Regions from separate parts of the Mus musculus genome. Here region 2 is linked to region 1. Evidence: chromatin loops called from intact Hi-C (ENCODE). Cell type or tissue: left cerebral cortex. All regions are shown on one strand. Each heading gives the region's core, and the rest is flanking DNA. Links, peaks and the distances in the headings are about the cores only.

Region 1 (5,386 bases), core at 215-5,214:
GGAATGAAAGACATCTGTCACCTGCAGAGGTTCAAGCCTGCTCAATTAGGACAAAGTCAGTAGGATGGAATGGCATAATATAATGCACTTAAATGCTTATTGCCCTTCCTGGCCACAGGCAAGCTTATTTTATGTGAAGAGGGTCTTTGAGCTTTATACACAAGGCATAGACACACAGGTCGTGAGCACTGTGAGATTTACGTATGAACTGTAATTTCCTGGGATGGGAGGAATTGCTATGCATAGGCTTGACTTTACACCCATGGTCACCAACAATTCAGTGTCCTATAAAGAAGAGCACCTAGGTTGAGTTTACCAGAAAATGGGCTCTGGAGAAGAGAAGGCATCCAAGGATATTGTAGTTTGCATGTTTGTGAGGCAGACCGGAGCAACTGTGTAGAATAGAAACCTCCCAAGAAGGGCGGAACATCCAGAGACCTGTGACCACTTGTTTTGGTTTCATACCAAGATTTACCTTTCCCTGATAAACTACCAGAAGAGGAGGAGGTGAATCTTCTGGTCATTCTAGTCTGTCTATTTACTTGAGCATCTTTAACATCTATAGCTGTGTTTGGTGTACGGTGAGGGGTGGACAGGTACTCATTGATTGAATATCCCCTCTAAAAGTTTGGGCGTAGTCCCTGACACAGAGCAGGGTGGGATCTGATGCTCAACTTTCCTTCTGCCTTCCAGAAAGACATGCTCTAAGGTCCGTGTTCTAAGTATGCATTCATTTCCTCTTTCCTCCTGTGCACACTGAGGGTCCCTACTTCTCTCAGAGGATCTCAAGAAAACGGATTTTCTGTGTTTTTATTTTTTTCTGCTTCTAATCACATCCTCCACCTTCTGTTCCATCCTTCAGCACTCTGCATTCTGCTTGACAATAGCACCTTACAATCTTTATTTTGATAGACCAACTGCTACTCTCTTTCAGCTATTAGATGCTCTAAGATCTAGGGATGTTAGATCAAAGTGGTTCTACAGCTGTGTCCGTGAAAGGTCTTCCAGCCAGTCTTCAGGAGAAGATAATGACATGAGCACCACGTTATCATTCCAGAATTGTCGATACAACCATGGGTTGTCTAGGTTGGAGTATGAAAATCTGTGGTAAGAACAGTCTTGTTTAAGAGACCTGGCTTTAGCACTGCCACTAATCACATCCTGTGACATGGGTAAATTAAAGTTCTGTAGCTCTCTGAGCCTCAAGTTCACTTCTGCAAAATGAGAATAATTAGAATGACAATCTCTTGCATATTCTGTTTTAAAGACTTATTGAAGGAATCAAATGCATAATAAGCTTAGAAATTTGCAAGGTTTCCTATGATATGAGGACTCTTTCTTTTTTCACTACTACAAGTGGTCGATAATAAAGCGAGTGCCACAAAGATGCCTGAAGATGGAGTAATAGTACTCACCGTCTATTCATTTAAACTCTAAGTTAATATTTTCTAAGACAGATTAGGTATACTTAAACTGTGCTCCATAAACTTTTAATCAGACATGCCAAATGTCTTACGGTCCAGTTTGGCAGGAGTAACTCGTTGCCTTAGTCATTACTTCCATAAACAACACATTGAGGGCTTAAATCACCACCACGGAGAGAAAGGCTATTTGCCAAGCATCCTTTGGTCCATGAGCCTCACCAATTGACAGTTATCTGAATGAGTATAAGGAGAGGCAGTTGGATCCAAGACATCTGAACTGACTCCTGCCAAGTGGCAGGAACAATTTTAGTGCTGCTGAGAACCTGACTGCAGTTGCCGCCTCCTCCGCCTTCTTCCTTCCTCCTGTCCTTGAGCTCACAGATGCCGCCTGCCTTCTGCTCTCTCCTTTACCAGCTTCTTGCATTTCCATGTTTCTTTGCACCCGCTTTTCTAGCTGCAGATTCTCATTTCTGAGTTTTCCTCTGTCTCTCTCCACCCCCATACGCATGGTCGCATGGTCGTAGACTGGCTTCCTGGTGGGCCTGTGGTTTCCTTCCCTCACCCCAGTAAAGGTGGCCAGACAAGCTTTTGCTGCAGCAGGGACAACTCATCCTCCTGCCCAATCATGTCCACTGTGCCAGCATCTTGACTTTGCTTCTCCTGCTTCACCTGGATCATCCACCCCGACATAGTTGTCCTGCCCAGTCAGGTCCCCCCCCCCCCCAAGCCCAAGAGTGAACAGAGTGGCCCCAACCTTCTCTCTGCCAGAATGTTATCACCATTCCAGACAGACTCTAAAATCCTCAGCCCTAGTTTGAAGCTAGTCTGTCATTTGGCTTCTTAGTGTTTCAAACTGATTCATCACCAGTGACACTTTGATATCATGTTCAGTGAATGAACGAAAGAATCAGGAATAAAGGAATAGCTGTTCTTCACATGATACAGGGTGCTGCACTAGAAATGGATGGATTTGAGCTTAGGGCTGTATTGAGGCTTCAGCTGTTTATTCACTGGGTTTGAGAAACTCACCATTCTGTCTACTCTTCTCAGTAGCTAAAGGTAACTCTTACACCCAGGCCTGTGATGGTGTCTGGGGTTCCTAAGTAAATGGTTTACCATGGACCATCCTAACCTCACACCCCTGGGAATCAAGGAAATAATACTTTAAATCTTATGGTGAACAAACTGCAAAATTATAAGGAAAGACACTACCTGTCCTGTTCCTCCCACTCTCATTTTCTTTCTCATTTTTTTTCTCCTAGAAATGTATTTTAAGATTTTGGGTTACTTGAGTTTTTGGTGAATATGGATCATAAATAATTTTATAAACATTTTCCTTTAACACATACTGACTAAGAAGCACTGCTCTCAAGTTCAAGGTGGTCCAGAGCTCTGTGGTTTTCTAGAATTGATCACTTGTTCCTGAGTGGCCATGTACTGTGGGAGACTTGGGCTAGATAATACTACTAAGTCTGGGGCCACTGTATACTGTGAACACAGTGCCCTGGGGCCACTGTATACTATGAACATGGTTCCCTGGGGCCACTGTATACTATGAACACAGTGCCCTCTGGTGTTGGGATTACAGAGCCCTATTTGGGTCCTTTAGCAGGTGCTTTTGAATATCCTTCACAACTCACTCACCCCTTACCTTTTTAGGTTTTTATCTTTTTATTATGTTCCTCACTTACTACTGTACTCATATGGACAATGTATGCTATCTATCTATGTAGCCATTTCTTTCCTAAGTACCCACGGAGTCCCTTTCATTAAGTAGGGCACATTCACAGACATTAGAATAATGAAGAATGAGTTGGCATGGTACCTGAGATCAGAAAGACCAGAATAAACAATTAAGTAAGTAGACACATATATCAATCGTGAATTGGCAAAGTAGCAAAACAAAACAAAACAAAACAAACAAACAAACAAATCTAAAGTACTCTGATGAGGGTTCATAGAAAGAGGCTTGCAAACATAGAATGTTCAGAGAAGACTTTCTAGGGACAGAGCCCTGAAGGATGCCAATGTATTAGCCATGCAAAGACCAAGGGAGAAATGTCAGTAGATGAATGAATGAGAGGTGTTAAAGCTTGAGGAGAGAGTTAGCCTGCTATGCTCCACCAACTGAAGGGAGATCCATGTCCTACACATAGGGGGACCCACAGGACAGAGCTGTTGGGGTAGTTTCCCATATAGAAACACCATTCATGCCCGACTTTCTGTGCCATGAGAACTCTTTATCTAGCTTGAAAACACATAGCCTGTCTTGGGCTGGTATTCTGTTGAAGATTCAGTTGTGAGCATACAGACCACCTCTACCAGTGAGACATGCTCCTAGCTGCACCAGTGCTGCATGTGTGCTCTGATGTCCTTCCCCACAGATTCTCTTCATAGTGGTTCTTATTTCCCTATACCTGTTATAACCTCTTGTTCCTGAGGAATCCAGGCTGAGCAGTCATCAGAATGAGATACCCTGGATCATCAGCCAGGAACAAATCCGGACCCCAGGCTGAACTCCTGAGATCACATCCCTAAAGTATGTTCTAACTGGAATCAACAGGAAAGGTTATGTTCTTCTCTTCATGATGGGGTTCTTGTTTAGCTGCCCATGGCCACATCCTCTGCTTGGAGGAGAAAAATGTGTACTTTCAGAGAGGATGAAGTAAAGAAGACAGGTAGATAGGAGATGGTGGCAGGATTTGAACCACAGCCCCTACCCACTTCATGGTATCCATTCTTTCATTCTGTGTATGTCCCAAGTATTCTAATAAATACAGCTTACTCCTTATTTTGTTTAAATACACTACAAATGCAACTTTCTGGACTCCTCATTCTCTTAAGGACTATCCTGGGCTAATTCTCCCAGAGTCCAAGGCTTTACCTGAGTTCTAGTTTATTTCTATGTTGCTATGCTAAAACACTGGACACCAGCAACTTAAAGGACAAGAGAATTTTTGTGTTTTAATTTTTATGTTACAGTTCATCATCGAGAACTGGAGGAGTTGGAGCAGAGACCATGGAGGGATGGCAGAGTACCTTCTTGCTTCTAGGATCACATTGAACTAACTGGCTTACAAAGTTCAGGTCCACCTGCCTATGAATGGTACTACTTATAGTGGGCAAAATATTCCTCTATCGATTACCAATCCAAAAAAAAAAAAAATGCTCCATGAGCCTGCCAGCAGGTCAGTCTGATGGATGCAGTTCCTCAGTTAAGCTTCCTTCCTCCCAGCTGTGTTAAGCTGACAACCAAGATTCACCAGCACTAAGTCCTTCCAGAAACGATATATTAAGAACAGGGAGGGAAATCCCACTCTCTCCAAGCACATTCCTCTCTACCAGTGAACATGAGCGTGTCTCACTTCTTTGAGCAGTGTCAGAACTGGGAGATCATAGGTCAGATTCCATGATGCCTCTAAGCTAGGACAGATGTAACACAGCTTCATGAAAGCCTGCAGATACTCTCAGTTACACGTTTGGGTGTGTGCTTATGCATATGGGGTCAAATTGTCAGTCACGGCTTTCAAGATGATCCACATTTTATAAACGGAAGGTCTTTCCCTGGGCTCTGGTCAGTTTGGAGTTCTTAAGACCATCTGGAACATGATTTCCTTTCTTCTTAGAGTTTCTCTGTGCTATTTTTCTTTAAGCTCAACGGTATCGGAGGAGGGAGAAAAGTCCCTAGAAACCAAGCCAAAAACTCCGTGTGAATCCTAACAGCAGGCTCCAAAATGCCAAATGGGAGAGAAAGAAATGGAAACATTGACTTTTTCCAGAGTCGTGTAACAATTCATCTTTTAGCAGATTTCCATGTGGTCTGATGCGCCTGAGCTCTTGGAGGCAGCCGGGCCAGCAGGAGCAGTTTGTCTTGCTGGCTTCATGTTATCTTGTCCCCATCTATCCATCCGTTTCCATCACTCCAAATCTGGTGACCTTTAGGATTTGCTGTAAAATCCAGA
Region 2 (5,386 bases), core at 166-5,165, 220 kb before region 1:
TCTCCCTCTCCTAGCATGTATAAATTGCCAGAAGATGGTAATTACTATGGCACATTGAAAAGACAAAGGATATAGGATGCTAGAAATATAGGGGTAGGAGGGTGAGGTGAATGGATGATGGTTTTGCCTGGAATGGTCCATGTCTCATGAAAAGACAGTGCAGAGTACAGATGTCTTATCAATGTAAATTTAAAAAACTTATTACTAATAAAAGGCAAATCCAACATAATAACATTTCACTTTTATATGACATGCACTTGAAAATAAAAGGTTGATGATGGTCTATGGAGATTTTATGTAATACAAGGAAATCCTGATTCGTGTAATTGTTCATGAAAGCAACGGGGTAATAGGATTAAAAAGGATTACCATTGTTTAAATATAATTGTTCTATACTGATGAATGCCTAATTAAAGTGTCATTAGAAATGTTAATGAAATTATGTAAAATTATTTATTTGTAATTTCAAAATTTGGGTCTAGTACACATTTTCCACAATGGGGACAAACTAGGAGTTATTATGGTAATCCAGTTAATGTAATGCTAAGCAATCTTTAAGACTGATGAAATACTGTAAAAAACACCTAATGAGTTGAAAATACATTTGTGCATAGAAAATGTTCCAAAAGAATATATTGGTATTAACTATAGGTTTAAACCTCTGAAGATAAGGTTATGGATGCTTACAAATAATTTCTCTTCTGATGTTTGTGCATGATACTTTGTAAAATTATATATAGTATGTATTAAAGACTGATTGTCAAATATGAAAATGGTAGAAAAGCTTAAAAGGCAATACATTGTTTGGCTTTTTGGTCTTGTTTTTATTAAAGTTTTATTGGTTTGTATTCTTTCAGATCCACCATCACCTTCCTTCTCAGCTCCTTTATTCTTTCCTTGGCTTTCCTCCGCTCCTTATGCATCTTCCTCTGCCTTGCTTCTGATGGGCAGGAATCACAGTGTGCGCACATTCTTTACACACTGTCAGACTGCAGCCAACAGAGGCATTTGGAATACCAGCCTCGCTCCTCATTCTCTGCAGCTTAGGAGAATCTTCCTATGTACTTTCTATGTTGTTTCTTGAGTTTCCTTTTCTGTGAATTTGTTTTCTACAGCCCTTATTTTGTTGTCTGCCTGCTAGTCCATCTATCTATCTACCTACCTATCTATCTATCTATCTATCTATCTATCTATCTATCTATCTATCTATCTATCATCATTTACCATGTATGTATGTATGTATGTATGTATGTATGTATGCATGCATGCATGCATGCATTTTGCTGTCTGCTACCATGACAGAATAACTGAGATCTTGAACTTAAAAGGGAAAACTGTTTTAGCTCAGAGTTTTTGATCCATGGTCTTATGGAATGTGGCTCTGTGCCTGTGATAGCACAGTAGACCATGATGTACACGTCAGTCAAAGGAGATCAGTTTGTGTTGTTGTATCTGTGAAGCAAAGAGAAAAAAAGGAATTCTTTATAAGTTCTTCCAGTGGCATGACTCCCTTTCTCTAGGCTTGAACTATCAAAGGCACCACAGGCTGATGTCAAAGCCTCTAACTCATGAACTTCAGAGGCTTTCTGGCCTAGACTTTGGCACTCTTTTACTCGTCTGTCTGTCTATTCATCTTGCTAATTTGGAAGTATCCTTTTCAGCCCTATTAAGCACCATTTTGCAGATCATCCCTTTCCTGAACTTTCTACAATGTCTATAGAGGAAACTAAGCTTTGACCTATCATTTTTTTAATTGTCTACCATTTCATCACTTTGTATTTCAGTCCAATCTCTGAGTTTTTATATCCCTTATTTCCTCTTTCCTTTCTCACATCTTTGATTTTTTTTTCTGAATTTCTCTGTCTATGGCAATACAAACTGATTAAGTTATTTTCTTTTACTTCGTTAAGCAAAGATTTTTACAAGTTTCTTTCTGTTATCCTTTTCCTCCCAAGTCTTCTGAAAAGTCCTTTTTCTATAATTCTTTTCCTTTTGGGGTTGCTCCATTCTCAGATGGAAACAGGTGGGAGGATGCTTAGCCCCTCTGCTCTGACCACTGGCATAGTGGCTGAGTCTCTTGGCTGGAGACACAGATGGCGGGTAGGTTGGTGAGCCCAGCAACTCACACATTTCCTGTCTACTTCTGCTCTCTCAGACAGAAATGGGATCCACTCCTACGTCCACTGCCGGCTTGCTAGCATATGAAACAGATGGACTGCATGGAAAACTCTAGCCCTGGTTTTTACTGATTCTATTTCTGTCTCCTCCCTGGCCCATAGTGCTTTATTTATGGGGACTACTATGCTGGTAGCCTACAGCCCAAGTCTTGCCCAGGTGTTTTCTGAAGAGTCGCCCTCTCTGTAGATAGGAATGGGGATCTGTGAGATGAGAAATCACCATCTGGATGTCTTAAAAAAAATATCATGTTCTCAGTGAATGACAAGCTGCTGGCTTTCTGGCCAATGGCATCCATGCACTCCTCAATGGAGGATCATGTGGTGGAGAAGATGCAGAAGTTCTTCTATAATCCTGATAGACAGTTTAGACTTTTCTTTCCTCCTAGGCAACAATGCACAAGGGGTTTCCTCCTGTTGTATGAGGCCTCATGCCAAAAAGGTCAGATTCTCGCACTTTGTTACTATATTCTTTGTTCTAGTTTTCATGGGTGTTAATGGAATTTATTACATCTTCAGTGCAGTTTGAATGCATCACTGGGGAAGGTACCACTGAAAGCTGATCCCTAGCTTAAGAGGCCTTATTTCATTCCTTATTTTGGATCATCAATGATCTCTACACTGAACGTTCTTAAGGAATGCTGGTCAGCCAGGCCAAGGCAGTCACAAAGAATGGTATGTTTGGGCTATTCTAAGTATTTAAGCAAATAACTTTTCATGAGTAAGATGCTTTTTCTAAGAGATTTTGAAATAGGTTTTTACTATTATTATTGTTGTTATAAATCAGGGTCTCACTAGGTTGCCCTAGCTTGCTTAGAACTTGCTATGTAGACCAGGCTGGCCTTGTACTCACAGAGGTTTGCCTGTCTCTGCCTCTGGAATTTTGGGACATATCTTAACTACTGCTTCTAAGATGTTCTTTTTCATTAATTTACTTATTTATTCACTTTATATCCTAATCATAGCTCCTTCCTCCTCTCCTCCCAGACTCACCCTCCCACTCCCTCTTCTTTGATCCTCAGCTCCCCTTCTTGGAGCACTCCCCCCACCAACCCTCCCTGGCAGATCAAGTATCATCAGGACTAAGAGCATCCTCTCCCACAAAGTCCAGACAGGACAGCCCAGCTAGGAAGAATCAGAAACAGCCCCTGATCCAATTATTGGGGAACCCATATGAAGACCAAGCTGCATATCTGCTGCATATGTGTAGGGGCCTAGGTCTAGTCCAATCATGCTCTTCAGTTGGTGGTCCAGTCTCTGTGAGCCCCCATGGACCATATTAATTGACTCTGAAGGTCTTTTGTGGTATCCTTGACCCCTCCAGCTCCCTCAATCCTTCCCCTGACTCTTCCACTAGACTCCCTGAGCTCTGCCTAATGTTTGGCTGTGGGTCTCTGCATCTGTTTCCTTGAGCTGCTGGATGAATCCTCTTAGATCACACTTGTGCGAGGCTCCTGTCTTTAAGCATATCAGAGTATCATTAATTGGGCCAGGGGTTGGCACTTTCCCATGGGGTGAGAAATTGAGTAAACAGAGTTTTGACTATCATTCTTTTATTGGTCTATCATTTTTATTATGTTACATTTCAGTCTAATCTCTGAGTTTTGTATCCCTTATTTTCATCTTTCATTCCTCACATCTTTGTCTTTTTCTACTGAATCTATCTATGGCAATGCAAACTAATTAAATTAATTTGTCTCAAATTGAGCCAGTCAATGGTTGACCCCTTCCTCAGTGTTTGCTCCATCAGTGTCCCTGAACATCCTGTAGGACAGACCTTGTTTCTAAGGTTCTGTGAGAATGCTGGTGTCCCCCTTCTTCCACTGGAAGTCCCACCTTGCCACATGAGGTATCTTTCCTTTATACAAACAATAAACAGGGTGAGAAAGAAATTAGAGAAACAACACCCTTCACAATATTCACAAATAATATAAAATATCGTGGTGTTACGCCTCTGAGGTGTAACTTCAATCAAGCAAGTGTAAGACTTTCATGACAAGATCTTCAAGTCTCTAAAGAAAGAAACTGAAGAAGATATCAGAAGATGGAAAGATCTCCTATGCTCATGAATCAGTAGGATTATCATAGTAAAAATAGCCATCTTGCCAAAAGCAATCTACAGATTCAATGCAATTCTCATCAAAATTTCAACACAATTCTTTACAGGCCTTGAAAGAGCAATTCTCAACTTCATATAAAAATAATAAAAAACTAGGATAACGAATATAATACTGCATAATAAAAGAACTTTTGAAGGTGTCGCCATCCCTGATTTTAAGCTGTATTATAGAGCAATAAACAGTAACAAAACCCACATGGTATTGACATAATAATAGACAGATTGATCAGTGGAATAGAATTGAAGACCCAGAAATAAACCCACACATCTATGGACACTTGGTTTTTGACAAAGGAGCCAAAATTATATAATGGAAAAAGGAAAGCATCTTCAACAAATGGTGCTGGTCTAACTGGATGTCTGAATATAGAGGAATGAAAATAGATATTTATCACCTTGCACAAAATTCAAGTCCAAGTAGATCAAAGACCTCAACATAAATTGGATACACTAAATGTAATAGAAGAGAAATTGGGAAATAGCCTTGAATGTATTGGTACAGAAGACAACTTCCTAAACAGAACACCAACAACTCAGGCACTAAGATCAACAATTAATTAATGGGACTTCATGAAACTGAACAGTGTCTGTAAGGCAAAGGATACTGTCAACTGGACAAAATGGCAGTCTACGGAATGGGAAAAGTTCTTCATCAACCCTATATATGATAAAGGACTAATATCCAAAATACATAAAGAACCCAAGAAATTAAATACTAACAACACAAATGACCCAATTAAAAATGGGGTACAGGTTTAAACAGAGAATTCTCAACAGAGGAATCTTGAATGGCCTAGAAGTGCTTAAAGAAATGTTCAATGTCCTTAGTCATCATGAAAATGCAAGTCAAAATGACTCTGAGATTTCATCTTATACCCATCAGAATGGCTAAGATAAAAATCTCAAGAGATGGCACATGCTGGCCAGGATGTAGAGCAAGGGGAAAACTTCTCCATTGCTTGAGGGTGTGCAAAGTTGTATAATCACTTTATAAATCAATCTTGTATTTTAAGAAAATTTGGAATAGTTCTCCCTAAAGACCCAACTATACCACTCCTGGGAATATATCCAAAAGACACTCTACCATACCACA

Evidence for each region. Peaks named below come from ENCODE experiments on the same cell type or tissue, not always from the same donor. Only the 100,000 strongest peaks of a DNase experiment are listed, where the experiment ranks them.
Region 2: it touches region 1 in a loop (10-fold over the local background); 4 of 42 quality-filtered maps call a loop at or near these places.

What each region holds. Positions count from the first base shown.
Region 1 is chr6:55,809,570-55,814,955 of GRCm38, forward strand. It overlaps a transcript of Itprid1 not described here. Among named protein-coding and RNA genes, the nearest start is that of Gm38820, 7.4 kb to the left of the region's middle. In left cerebral cortex, for the core only: CTCF peaks have their summits at 1,824 and 3,006 (motif pointing left); DNase peaks (open chromatin) are centred at 901, 1,791, 2,330, 2,952 and 1 more place; H3K27ac peaks cover 4,281 bases.
Region 2 is chr6:55,590,121-55,595,506 of GRCm38, forward strand. The region is part of intron 3 of Gm34441 (a long non-coding RNA gene); the gene reads left to right. Among named protein-coding and RNA genes, the nearest start is that of Gm34441, 56 kb to the left of the region's middle. In left cerebral cortex, for the core only: no CTCF peak of the experiment used is centred there; a DNase peak (open chromatin) is centred at 2,221; H3K27ac peaks cover 1,479 bases.